4 separate regions of the Homo sapiens genome follow, and regions 1, 2 and 4 are each linked to region 3. A link is a contact called in ENCODE Hi-C or POLR2A ChIA-PET data. All regions are on one chromosome and are shown on one strand. The core of a region is the stretch at or near the end of the contact, and the rest is flanking DNA. Distances in the headings are between cores, read along the strand shown. Region 1 holds the start of RPP25 (ribonuclease P/MRP subunit p25). Region 2 holds the start of ULK3 (unc-51 like kinase 3). Region 3 holds the start of IMP3 (IMP U3 small nucleolar ribonucleoprotein 3). Region 4 holds the start of SCAMP5 (secretory carrier membrane protein 5).

Region 1 (2,700 bases), core at 181-2,680, 680 kb after region 3:
CCGGAGAGGCATCCAGTAGTTCCATAATGCCCCCAGGGCTTCAACTCCCCATCTTCCTCCCTTCTTTCTCTCTTTTATTTTTTTTTAAGTCTTTTTAATTTTTGTGGGTATACAATAGGTGTCTATATTTAGAGGGTACATGAGACGTTTTGATACAGGCATGCAATGCATAATAATCACATCCTGGAGAATGGGGTATCCCTCCCTTCTCTTTTGTATTTTATTTAATTAATTAATTTATTCATTTTTCGAGACAGAGCTTTGCTCTGTCGCCCCGGCTGGAGTGCAGTGGCATGATCTCGGCTCACTGCAGCCTTCAGCTCCCGGGTTCAAGCGCTTGTCCTGCCTCAGCCTCCCGAGCAGCTAGGATTACAGGAGCGTGCCACAACGCCGAGCTGATTTTTGTACGTTTAATGGAGACGGGGTTTCACCATGTTGACCAGGCTGGTCTCGAACTCCTGACGTCAAGTAATCCGCCCACCTCTGCCTCCCAAAGTGCTGGGATTAAAAGCGTGAGACACCGCGCCCGGCCCCTCCCTTCTCTTTTTTAAAACCTGCGTTCACCTAGCCTCCTTTCGAAAAGGACCCCACTGGATCTCAAGGGGCCAATGTTGCCTGAGCGAATTCCGCCTGGGAGGAAGGGGGCGGCCACGTTGGCAAGGCATCGTGCCTGGCTCACCCTAAAGCGCGCAGCTCTAAGGGTGGGCTCTAGGGCCTGGGTGGAGCGAGCCTACCGCCTTTTCAGAAGAGGTCACGCCCGCTTCCCCACGCGCCTCGGGGAACAGCCTGGCCCAAAGCCTCACTCCTCACGTCCCAGGGGTGGACGGGGGTCCGGGAGCCTCGAGCTCCGGGCAGGCGTGGCGAGGCTGAAGTCTGGGTCTTCCGCGCCCCGCGAGGACCACGCCGCGACGTAATCGCCCGCGGGGAGGCGCGGAGTGGAGCCGCAGCCAGCTCCTCCCGCACTCTGCTGACCGCGCACTAGCTGTCCTTGAGGCAAGAATACTTGGGAGCGGAAAAAAGGTGGGGGTGTTCCCCGGGGCGGGGGAGGAGGGGCAAGGCCCCAGCAAGCCTCTTGGAAATCTCTCCCTGGGAGGGGACGAGGGGCGGCCTTCAGTTGCAAATGGGAAGGGCTCGGATACCGGATTTGAAGCAGTGTTTGCACGGCAAGCGCAGCTTTTATTTAGACTGCCGGTTTGTGAGGGTTGGCTCTCAGAGCGCTGATGGCGATTATAGTGGAACTTCACCTTCACCTGCTCATGCGCCCCGCAGCGCGCCCGCTCCCACGCCCGCGTAGCTGAGGACCCAGACTCGCCAGGAAAGGCTAGTGAGGCTGGGGCCCGGGCGGGCCCGGCCGGGCCGGGTCAGGGGAGGGGCCTGGCGGCAGGGGCGGGGCCTCAGCTAAAGGCGCGGAGCACCCGGCGCCGAGAGCGCTGAGTAGAGCGGCGCCCGCTCGAGAGAAGTGGGGCCGAGATCGCGCCGTCCCAGCCCGCCCGCCGGCGTCTGCGCTGCTCCGGCGCCCTTACCCCTGCTGGCCCTTGCAAGGCGCGACCGGCGGCCATGCAGCCCCGGGGCTGAGGCCGCCCCATGGCAAAGCCGGCGGTCCCGGCGACGACGGCGCATGGAGAACTTCCGTAAGGTGCGCTCCGAAGAGGCGCCAGCGGGGTGCGGGGCCGAGGGAGGCGGCCCGGGCTCCGGCCCCTTCGCAGACCTGGCGCCGGGCGCGGTGCACATGCGGGTCAAGGAAGGCAGCAAGATCCGGAACCTGATGGCCTTCGCCACCGCCAGCATGGCGCAGCCAGCCACGCGCGCCATCGTCTTCAGCGGCTGCGGCCGGGCCACCACCAAAACCGTCACGTGCGCCGAGATCCTCAAGCGCCGCCTGGCGGGCCTGCACCAGGTCACGCGGCTGCGCTACCGGAGCGTACGCGAGGTGTGGCAGAGCCTCCCGCCTGGGCCCACGCAGGGTCAGACGCCTGGCGAGCCGGCCGCTAGTCTCAGCGTACTTAAGAACGTGCCCGGCCTCGCCATCCTACTTTCCAAGGACGCGCTGGATCCGCGACAGCCCGGCTACCAGCCCCCGAATCCCCATCCTGGTCCCTCGTCCCCGCCAGCCGCGCCAGCGTCCAAGAGGAGCCTAGGGGAACCCGCAGCTGGAGAAGGCTCCGCGAAGCGATCGCAACCCGAGCCAGGGGTTGCGGACGAGGATCAGACGGCCTGAAACTCCGGACTGTGGGCCACCTAGTCCGGCAGGATCTTCCGCCAGCGCCTCCACCTTCAGATGTACCTCCAGCCTTTCACTCCTCGGTCCTCCGGAGCCCACAACCTGGACACAGCTCCTCAAGACAGGTAGCATGGACCTTAAGGCGACAAGAGAGGGGCCCCAGGAGTGGCAGGAGAGGATCCCCGACCACCCTAGGGAAACTTCGTGCGATAATTGCTGCTTATGCCCGTGTTGCGTGAAGACACGGAACTTCACCTTTTCTGGGACCTTCTTTGGGGGAGAATGGTGGACAGTGGGATTCTGGAAACTTGTTTGGGACCCCCAAGGGTTAAAGCCACCCAGCATTCACGAAGAGCACCTGAAGTATGGAAGCTGAGAAGAGTTATTGGAATCACCCCCACCGTTGACAGAGGAAGGCAGGGGGTGAGAATTAACTGCTTGAGGGTAGGAGAGTCTGAGATGTGGGGGCCCTATTCCGC
Region 2 (2,700 bases), core at 58-2,557, 800 kb after region 3:
ATTAATAGCCCTTTATCCCCCTGCACCCTCCTGCAGGGGATGGCACTTTGAGCCCTCTGGAGCCCTCCCCTTGCTGAGCCTTACTCTCTTCAGACTTTCTGAATGTACAATGCCGTTGGTTGGGATTTGGGGACTGGAAGGGACCAAGGACACTGACCCCAAGCTGTCCTGCCTAGCGTCCAGCGTCTTCTAGGAGGGTGGGGTCTGCCTGTCCTGGTGTGGTTGGTTTGGCCCTGTTTGCTGTGACTACCCCCCCCCCTCCCCGAACCGAGGGACGGCTGCCTTTGTCTCTGCCTCAGATGCCACCTGCCCCGCCCATGCTCCCCATCAGCAGCATCCAGACTTTCAGGAAGGGCAGGGCCAGCCAGTCCAGAACCGCATCCCTCAGCAGGGACTGATAAGCCATCTCTCGGAGGGCCCCCTAATACCCAGTGGAGTCTGGTTCACACCCTGGGGGGTGTGTCACTGTGATGGGACACGTAGGAGTCCACCCTTAAAACCAGCACCCTGTCCCTCGAGGCTGCCGAGTGGGTGTGTGGACTGGGGTGCCTTCCCACAAAACTAGCCTCCGGCTCTGGGCCCGAGACAGCCGCAGGCCCCAGCCACTGAATGATACTGGCAGCGGCTGGGGTTTTATGAACTCCTTTCTGGTATTTTTTCCCCTCTATGTACAAATGTATATGTTACGTCTCAATTTTTGTGCTTAAGTAAAAATAAAAACATTTTCAGACAACACGGGTCCACATGTCTGGTGGACTTGGGAGGACGGGGCAGCCCACAGGATTAGGGGCTGGGCGCCGCTGCTAAGATTGGAGAGCGGGGACAGTTAAGATGCAATAAATAGGTCAAGGCCCTTCCTCAGAAAAGTGAAAAGCAGCTGGGAGGCCTGGGAAGCCAACGCGGCCTCTTCCAAAGGCGCCTTCTCGTGCCAGTAGCTCTCCTTTCAGAGCTGCGGGTCCTGGGGAGGGGCCCTGGGAGCCTCCCGGACGCCGTCGCCCCCACACACGCCCGCTCCGCCGCCCGCGCCCTCACGTGGGCGATCTCTAGACGCCTCTGCGCCCGCTAGGAGTCCCCGGAGACCACGCCGGCCGTCCTCCGTTGTTAACTTCTAGGCTCGCGGGGCCTCCGTATCCCCACGTGGGCCCTGCAGGAACTGGCGGGGCGCGTGACCCGGCGAGGCCCAGAGACAGGGGAGGGGCGCCGGGAGCCGGGCGGATCCGCGTCCCCGATGCGCGCTGCATTTCCGGCGGGCGGCGCTGGGGGCAGCGTGGAGCCACCCAGTGCTCGGCCCGCCCCGCAACCCGCCGGAACCGCCGCCCGCAGCGAGGAAGCGCCCGCGCGGGCGCAGGCGGCCGGAATGGCGGGGCCCGGCTGGGGTCCCCCGCGCCTGGACGGCTTCATCCTCACCGAGCGCCTGGGCAGCGGCACGTACGCCACGGTGTACAAGGCCTACGCCAAGGTGGGTGCCGGCCGATGGCCCCGTGCCCGCCCGAGCTAGCTCGGCTGGTGCCGGCCGGGGAGACTCTGAGAGGTTAGCGACAGTGTGGGAATAGTTAGGGGCGGGAGGCCGGCCTCGCCCCAGCTGACCCTCGGCGGAGGTTGGAGCCGACTGCCACGCTTAGGTCTTAAAGAGCGCACCTGCACCCACCTGCAGGGTCAGTGGCTGAAGAACAGGCTCAAAACAGGTTACCTGGTGGGCTGGGAGGAGTCTGGGACTGGAGCCAGTTGGGAGGCAGAGTGGGCGGTTCTAGAACCCTGAGTGACATGCCTCTGCCGGGAGCACTCCAGAATGCAAAGAAATGGATCAGCTAGCCGAGGGTTGGAGAAGACCAGGCTGAGGCTGTGTCGGGAAGCCAGGATTCCAGAATCAGCATTCCTCACTGGCCTCACAAGGGAAAGCTGGGAAGCCCGGTGCTGGTGTGCAGTAGGTAGACCCGGGGAGGGGCGGGGTGGGGGAACAGAGGGAACCAGATAGAGCCTTTCCAGTCAGACAAGGGTCCTGGCCCCCTCAAGGCAGAGTCCCCAAATCTCCTGTCTCGCAGAAGGACACTCGTGAAGTGGTAGCCATAAAGTGTGTAGCCAAGAAAAGTCTGAACAAGGCATCGGTGGAGAACCTCCTCACGGAGATTGAGATCCTCAAGGGCATTCGACATCCCCACATTGTGCAGCTGAAAGACTTTCAGGTGTGAGCCTGGGGCGGGGCCGCTGCCAAAGGGAGCTGGAGAAGGGACACTCTCTTCAGGCCGCCTCTCTGCCTCTAAACACAGTGGGACAGTGACAATATCTACCTCATCATGGAGTTTTGCGCAGGGGGCGACCTGTCTCGCTTCATCCATACCCGCAGGATTCTGCCTGAGAAGGTGGCGCGTGTCTTCATGCAGCAATTAGGTAAAGGCCTGTGACACCAGCCTGACACTCTGTCCCTTGTTCTCTGCCCCCCACCATCCCACCCCTCCCCCAGGCTTAGAGCCTTGGCACGCATTGCAGCTGCCTCCTGCACAGCCTGAAATTTTATGGTCCTGTTTATCTCATACACTCAACCCTTGCTCAAGGACGCTGTGGGAGAGATGAGGGGGTAACCCCTCTGTGGGGTGTTCAGGCTTCCATACATAGAACATAATATAAGGACCTTGTAGAACATTCCAGAGTCCTGTAGGTAGGACTCAAGTGCTGTGCCAAGGAAAAGAGCAGGATCTCAAG
Region 3 (2,700 bases), core at 158-2,657:
GGCTGGTCTTGAACTCCTGGCTTCCAGTGATCCTCCCACCTTGGCCTCCCAGTGTTGGGATTACAGGCATGAGCCACCATGCCTAGCCTGGTGATGTTTTCTTAAACTGGCTAAGTTTATGAGTATTTATTATACTTTATAATTTACATATTATATTATTTTCCAGATATCGAATATTTTATATATATATATATATCTTTTTGAGACAGGGTCTGGCTCTGTTGTGCAAGCTGGGGTGCGGTGGCACCATTGTAGCTCAATGCAGCCTACAAGTCCTGGGCTCAAATGATCCTTCCCCCTCAGCCTCCCAGGTAGTCAGGACTACAGGTGCGCACCACCATGCTTGGCTAATTCTTTAAGATTTTTTACAGAGGTGGGATCTCGCTTCTTTTTTCTTTTTTTTTTTGCCTAGGTTGGTCTTGAACTCCTGGCCTCAAATGATCCTCCCACCTCAGCCTCCCAAAGTGCTGGGATTACAGGCATGTGCCACCGCGCCCAACCCTCAAATATTGTATTGTAAAAGACAATGAAAAGCATACAAAACAAAAATGATCAGTGAGAAGCTAGGTGGCGTCAAATGCCCGGGCAAAAAGGGGTTAGGTCTGCAGCGCTATACTCAGATGTAACTTACAGATGCAACTAGCGGAAACAGCATTAAATTTGTTAACTCAATGCTTGGTGGCCAGAAATTCATGTCAGGATAATTCATTTGAGCACAGACTAAAGGGTTTGGACTTGTAGTTATAGTCCAAGTTTCTCAAACTTGCTGGGTTTTATGAATCATCTGACACTTTAGTTAATAATACAGATTTCCAGGCGACTCCCTTATAGATCCCTTTTCTGTGGGCCTAGGAAGCAGCCAATCAGTATTTCATGGGTTCGGTGCCACCTATCCCAACTTGACAATGAGAGATCGCTCTGCATGCCAGGTGAAGGACCTGACGCTGGCGGGCGGCGGGGACTACCAGGTCAGCCCCAGGAGAGCCGGCTCCGGCAAGCTCCCCCAAGGCATGGCAGGAGCCCAGTGCAAGTTAGCACAGTAAACCCAATCAACAAGCCGCAGTCACCCCTCTTCCCCAGAAATGGCCTCTTCAGCTCTTGCGGGGGAGACTCTGAAAGTCCCCAAAGGACAGAAGTCTAGGAGGAAATGATTGCCGCAGAAAGGGATACAGTCTTGGCTACTAAAAACCGCGCGGAACCGCCTAGGGACCCGCTCCCAACCACCCACCTCCGGTGCTTCTACCCCCTCCCTCGCAAACGCGAAGAAAAGAAGAAACGCGAGATCCCAGTGCAGAGGCGTGGTCCCACCCTGGCCAATGGGAAGTGAGGGCGTGACTTTAAGTCTTTCTTTCATTGGCCCAGGGTCCCAGGCCGTCCAGGTCTTGGGGCGCCGCGGCGGAAATCGCGCGGATGCCAGAACGCGCTCTCAGCTTCGGGTCCTGCGGCTGCGGCTGCCGCCATCATGGTGCGGAAGCTTAAGTTCCACGAGCAGAAGCTGCTGAAGCAGGTGGACTTCCTGAACTGGGAGGTCACCGACCACAACCTGCACGAGCTGCGCGTGCTGCGGCGTTACCGGCTGCAGCGGCGGGAGGACTACACGCGCTACAACCAGCTGAGCCGTGCCGTGCGTGAGCTGGCGCGGCGCCTGCGCGACCTGCCCGAACGCGACCAGTTCCGCGTGCGCGCTTCGGCCGCGCTGCTGGACAAGCTGTATGCTCTCGGCTTGGTGCCCACGCGCGGTTCGCTGGAGCTCTGCGACTTCGTCACGGCCTCGTCCTTCTGCCGCCGCCGCCTCCCCACCGTGCTCCTCAAGCTGCGCATGGCGCAGCACCTTCAGGCTGCCGTGGCCTTTGTGGAGCAAGGGCACGTACGCGTGGGCCCTGACGTGGTTACCGACCCCGCCTTCCTTGTCACGCGCAGCATGGAGGACTTTGTCACTTGGGTGGACTCGTCCAAGATCAAGCGGCACGTGCTAGAGTACAATGAGGAGCGCGATGACTTCGATCTGGAAGCCTAGCGGATCTCCCACTTTGCATGGCTGTCTTTTACAGATGGGAAAACTGAGGCCTGATGCTGGAGATTCTATGAGGGTGCTCTCCTCAAGGGTATCAGACGGTCGTAGGTTCTTAAGAATTTGATTCATCAGTGGCAGGCCATGCATAGAGCCACGGGAGGTGCGTCCTTGTTTTCCAGGGAATGTTCTTAGAACTTGGACTACTGATTATTAATTGACTGTGCCTTGGGAAACAGTGGGAAGTAACTTGGTGCAGCACTGGGGTATTGTTGGCTTCTTGTGTTGGAAACTTTGTAATGTAAAAGGAAAAACTGGAAATCCCCACGCCCTGTTTCCCTTTATCGTCTTGTGGTTGGACTGGTTCAATTCGTTTAACTCGAATTCTTGCTCCTGGCCGTGGTTAAGCTGTGTACAGATGATGGAGAGTTTGGCCTCAAGTTTTTATAAACTGAGCGAGACTAGTGTTCAGGATCTCCTCCCTTGTTTAAATGTCAATAAATGCCCCAACTGCTTTGTAAGTGCAACTTTTTAATCTGTCTGGTTTTCTTTTTTTCTCTAGAGACGGAGTCTTGCTCTGTCACCCAGGCTGGAGTGCAGTGGCGCGATCTCGGCTCACTGCAACCTCCGCCTCCCGGGTTCAAGCAATTTTCCTGCCTCAGCCTCCCGAGTAGCTAGGAGTATAGGCG
Region 4 (2,700 bases), core at 147-2,646, 640 kb after region 3:
TCCCCTCCTGGGACCCCACTAACTCTCCAAGGGGTTTGCTAAACCTAAGACCCTCTTTCAGGGGCCCATTCACCAGAGACAGCCCCCTCTCAGCTCTAGAGACTTTGCCCTAAGGCTCACCAAGCCCAGAACAAACCTAAGTTAGCAAGACCTGTGTAGCCCCAAACAAAATCTCTCTGCCAATCATGCCCCTGCAAGAACCATCTCCCTCTTTCAGAGCCCTGCTCCGTGAGGCAGAACATGTAGGGGACAGGTTGCAAATTTCTCCAGACTCCACCACCCCATGGGCAGTCACATGGCTGAGCTCCCAGGCTCAGCCCCCAACAGCTGTGCTCGTTTTCATCCCTGTGCCTTTGCCCATACATTCTCCTGGAATGCCCTCTCTTGCCTCTCCTCCCACCCAAATCCCATCACCTCTGGAAGTCTCCTATTCGCTAGCTGTCGCCTCCCTTTCTCTCTGTGTCCCTGGGAAAGTCTGCCAGGCCCTCACTGATCTCCCCATCGGGAAGCTGGGACATTACTTGTTTAAGCCGCCTGTGACAGTGAATGCTCAGTCCGAGTCTCTACTTGGTTCCCCCAACCCACAGACCAGGAGCTCCCCGAGGCGGAGGACAAGGATCGGTTCACAAACACCTCACCTCCATCCTCGTGACCTCCGGCCAGCGTTGAAATGAGCCAAATCCGGCGCCCCCAACTCACCACCCAAAGCCCTGATGGAGCCCGCCTGGTGGCCTGGGCCAGCGCGCCCGTCGCCTCGCAACCCTGGGGCGGCTGAGGTCCGCCATCCAAAGGTCGGCCGCCCGAGGGAGGTGAGGGAAGTCAACCCGGGTCCACCTGCAGGCGCTAGTTGGAAGGAAAGGCCCAAAGGAAGCCACGGGCACCCCCTTCCAGTCGCCCCCATCCCCGGCTGCGCACGCCATCTCCAGAAGGCCGGTTTCCAGGGAACGCCAGGTGGGGCTGGCGGGGGGGATGGAGGGCCCAAAGCTCAGGCTCCAGATCCAGGGTCTGACGTCACCCAAAGGCCCAGTTCCCTCTGCGGGAGCCACAGATGGGAATGGGGGGGCTTGGGGGGCTCGGGGGGCCTGGGTGCGCCCTGAGCGCTCTCCCCCAGCCCCAAACAGTAAAGGTCACCTCCACTCCCACCTCTCCAGCAGTTCGGCCTTCTTCCTGCATCCAAAGGTGAAGTGTAGGAGGAACAAAGCTGCAGCCAGCGACCCCCACACCTCTCGCCCCGCGCCCAGCTTCCCTTCAAAGCTCTCCTCCCAGCCTTCATGCCCAGACTCACCTGCCGCGGCCGTTCGGCTGCCGAAAGGCCGCAGCGCTGCGCTGAGCTGCGCTGCACCCGAGCGATGCGGCGCGGAGCCGGCCGCGAGCCGCTCCGGGGCTGGGGGCGGGGAGCGCGCGCGCGCGCGCGCGCGCCCGAGGCCGTCTCTGCGCGCGCCCGCGCCGCCACTGCCTGCAGCAGTCACTCTCGCGAGACTTCCGCTCTGCTCCTAAGGCTGCTCCTCCTGAGCTCGCGAGAAGGACGACCCGGCCGCCCCGGCATCTTCCAGGAGCTGTCCGAGGTGCTAGTTCCCGGGCCCCGGCCGGATCAGGTGGTTGACGGGCACCTCAGGGACAAGAGCCTGGCGTGTAGGTGGAAGGAAGAGACCCAGAGATGGGAGCCTGGCACCAGCAGCCAGAGCCTCAGCTTCCATATCTGTAAACTGGGGAGAATAACCTCCTATACCTATGCCAGGAGCCTCTGGGACGTGCCAGAAAGGAGTGAGAAAGAGCTGAAAGCAGGAGAGTGTGGTGACTGCGGAAGGTCCTTCAGATCTGCAGGCGCAGGGGGAAAGAGAGAACAGAGGACGGAAGATCGGAGATGATATTCAGAGAGGCAAGGACACAGATCCACGGAAAGACGACATAGGAGGACGAGAAAGAAGAGCTGCAAACAGAGACAGAGACACACGGAGAGAGAGACTGAGATGAGAGCTCAAGGCCTGGAGAGAAAAAAGACATGGAAAGATAAGATAGGTAAGGGAGCATAATGAAGCAAGAAAGAGGCAAGAAATAGAGACAAATTACGCAAAGGAGCAGAGAGAGAGAGAGAGAGAGAGGAGAGGCTTAGAAAAAGAAAGAGACTCAGAAAAAGGAATGAAAGAGACAGTGATATGCAGAGATGAATACCAAGAGAGAGTAGAGGCAAGGGTAAATGTTTAAAAACCCAGAGCTTTGGAGGGTTGAGAGAGACCCACTTGGAGAGATGGGCTGGGAGTGAAGACAGGATTTTATTGTGATTGGTGTTTACATAGTAAACCTCCGTGGGATCTCTACAGGCAGGGCCAGGGCCACTGTCTGTCCTGCCAGCCAATTGCTCCTTCCCCTACACCATACACCCACCCTCCACCCCCCACCCACACCATCCTAGGCCTGGAAGGGGGCCTCAGTGGGTGGGAGACACTGCAGGGATTCTTTGCCTAGAATAAGGGCCCATTGTCTGGCTCCATCCTGCCAGGAGTGGGGCCTCACTCCCACAGCTGGCATGAAAAGGGGGTGGCAGTGAAAAAAGGCAGACAAGAACTAGTGTGGCAGAGGGGAAAAGGAGGGAGAGAGCCTCGGTGCCTGGGAAGGGCTGAGCAGGAAGCATCATCCTGCCACCAGGCCAACCAGGAAGGAAGGGTCCTGGGCTTCGGGGCAGGACAACTGGGTTCTGTG

What was found. A loop is a pair of places that touch in the nucleus more often than their neighbours do. ChIA-PET counts read pairs that join two places held with the same protein, here RNA polymerase II (POLR2A). Pooled maps may share reads with other maps.
Region 1: a pooled map shows a loop between it and region 3 (9-fold over the local background). The contact joins the promoter of RPP25 here to the promoter of IMP3 in region 3. A Hi-C loop is called at or near these places in 7 of 50 pooled maps. POLR2A ChIA-PET finds 5 or more read pairs at or near these places in 3 of 52 experiments (GM12878, IMR-90 and T-cell).
Region 2: a loop to region 3 is called in a pooled map, with 6 times the contacts of the local background. The contact joins the promoter of ULK3 here to the promoter of IMP3 in region 3. A Hi-C loop is called at or near these places in 6 of 50 pooled maps. POLR2A ChIA-PET finds 5 or more read pairs at or near these places in 2 of 52 experiments (activated B cell and activated CD8-positive, alpha-beta memory T cell).
Region 4: a pooled map shows a loop between it and region 3 (6-fold over the local background). The contact joins the promoter of SCAMP5 here to the promoter of IMP3 in region 3. A Hi-C loop is called at or near these places in 1 of 37 single-sample maps with no recorded cell type and 5 of 50 pooled maps. POLR2A ChIA-PET finds 5 or more read pairs at or near these places in 3 of 52 experiments (BJ, CD4-positive, alpha-beta T cell and OCI-LY7).

Annotation. Positions count from the first base shown.
Region 1 is chr15:74,955,502-74,958,201 of GRCh38, reverse strand. It overlaps RPP25 (ribonuclease P/MRP subunit p25), which reads left to right and starts at 1,430. Exons shown (of 1, transcript NM_017793.3): 1 at 1,430-2,700. The coding sequence starts at 1,619. The coding sequence ends at 2,218. RefSeq lists enhancers at 813-1,746, 1,747-2,680, 2,681-2,700 and a silencer at 1,138-1,787.
Region 2 is chr15:74,841,763-74,844,462 of GRCh38, reverse strand. ULK3 (unc-51 like kinase 3) reads left to right here and starts at 1,307. Exons shown (of 16, transcript NM_001099436.4): 1 at 1,307-1,459; 2 at 2,043-2,183; 3 at 2,268-2,388. The coding sequence starts at 1,358. It overlaps SCAMP2 (secretory carrier membrane protein 2), which reads left to right. Exons shown (of 9, transcript NM_005697.5): 9 at 1-733. RefSeq lists a silencer at 826-1,545 and enhancers at 808-1,719, 1,788-2,313.
Region 3 is chr15:75,638,931-75,641,630 of GRCh38, reverse strand. IMP3 (IMP U3 small nucleolar ribonucleoprotein 3) reads left to right here and starts at 1,407. Exons shown (of 1, transcript NM_018285.4): 1 at 1,407-2,538. The coding sequence starts at 1,463. The coding sequence ends at 2,017. RefSeq lists a silencer at 1,253-1,412 and an enhancer at 1,703-1,762.
Region 4 is chr15:74,994,259-74,996,958 of GRCh38, reverse strand. It overlaps SCAMP5 (secretory carrier membrane protein 5), which reads right to left and starts at 1,396. Exons shown (of 7, transcript NM_138967.4): 1 at 1,286-1,396.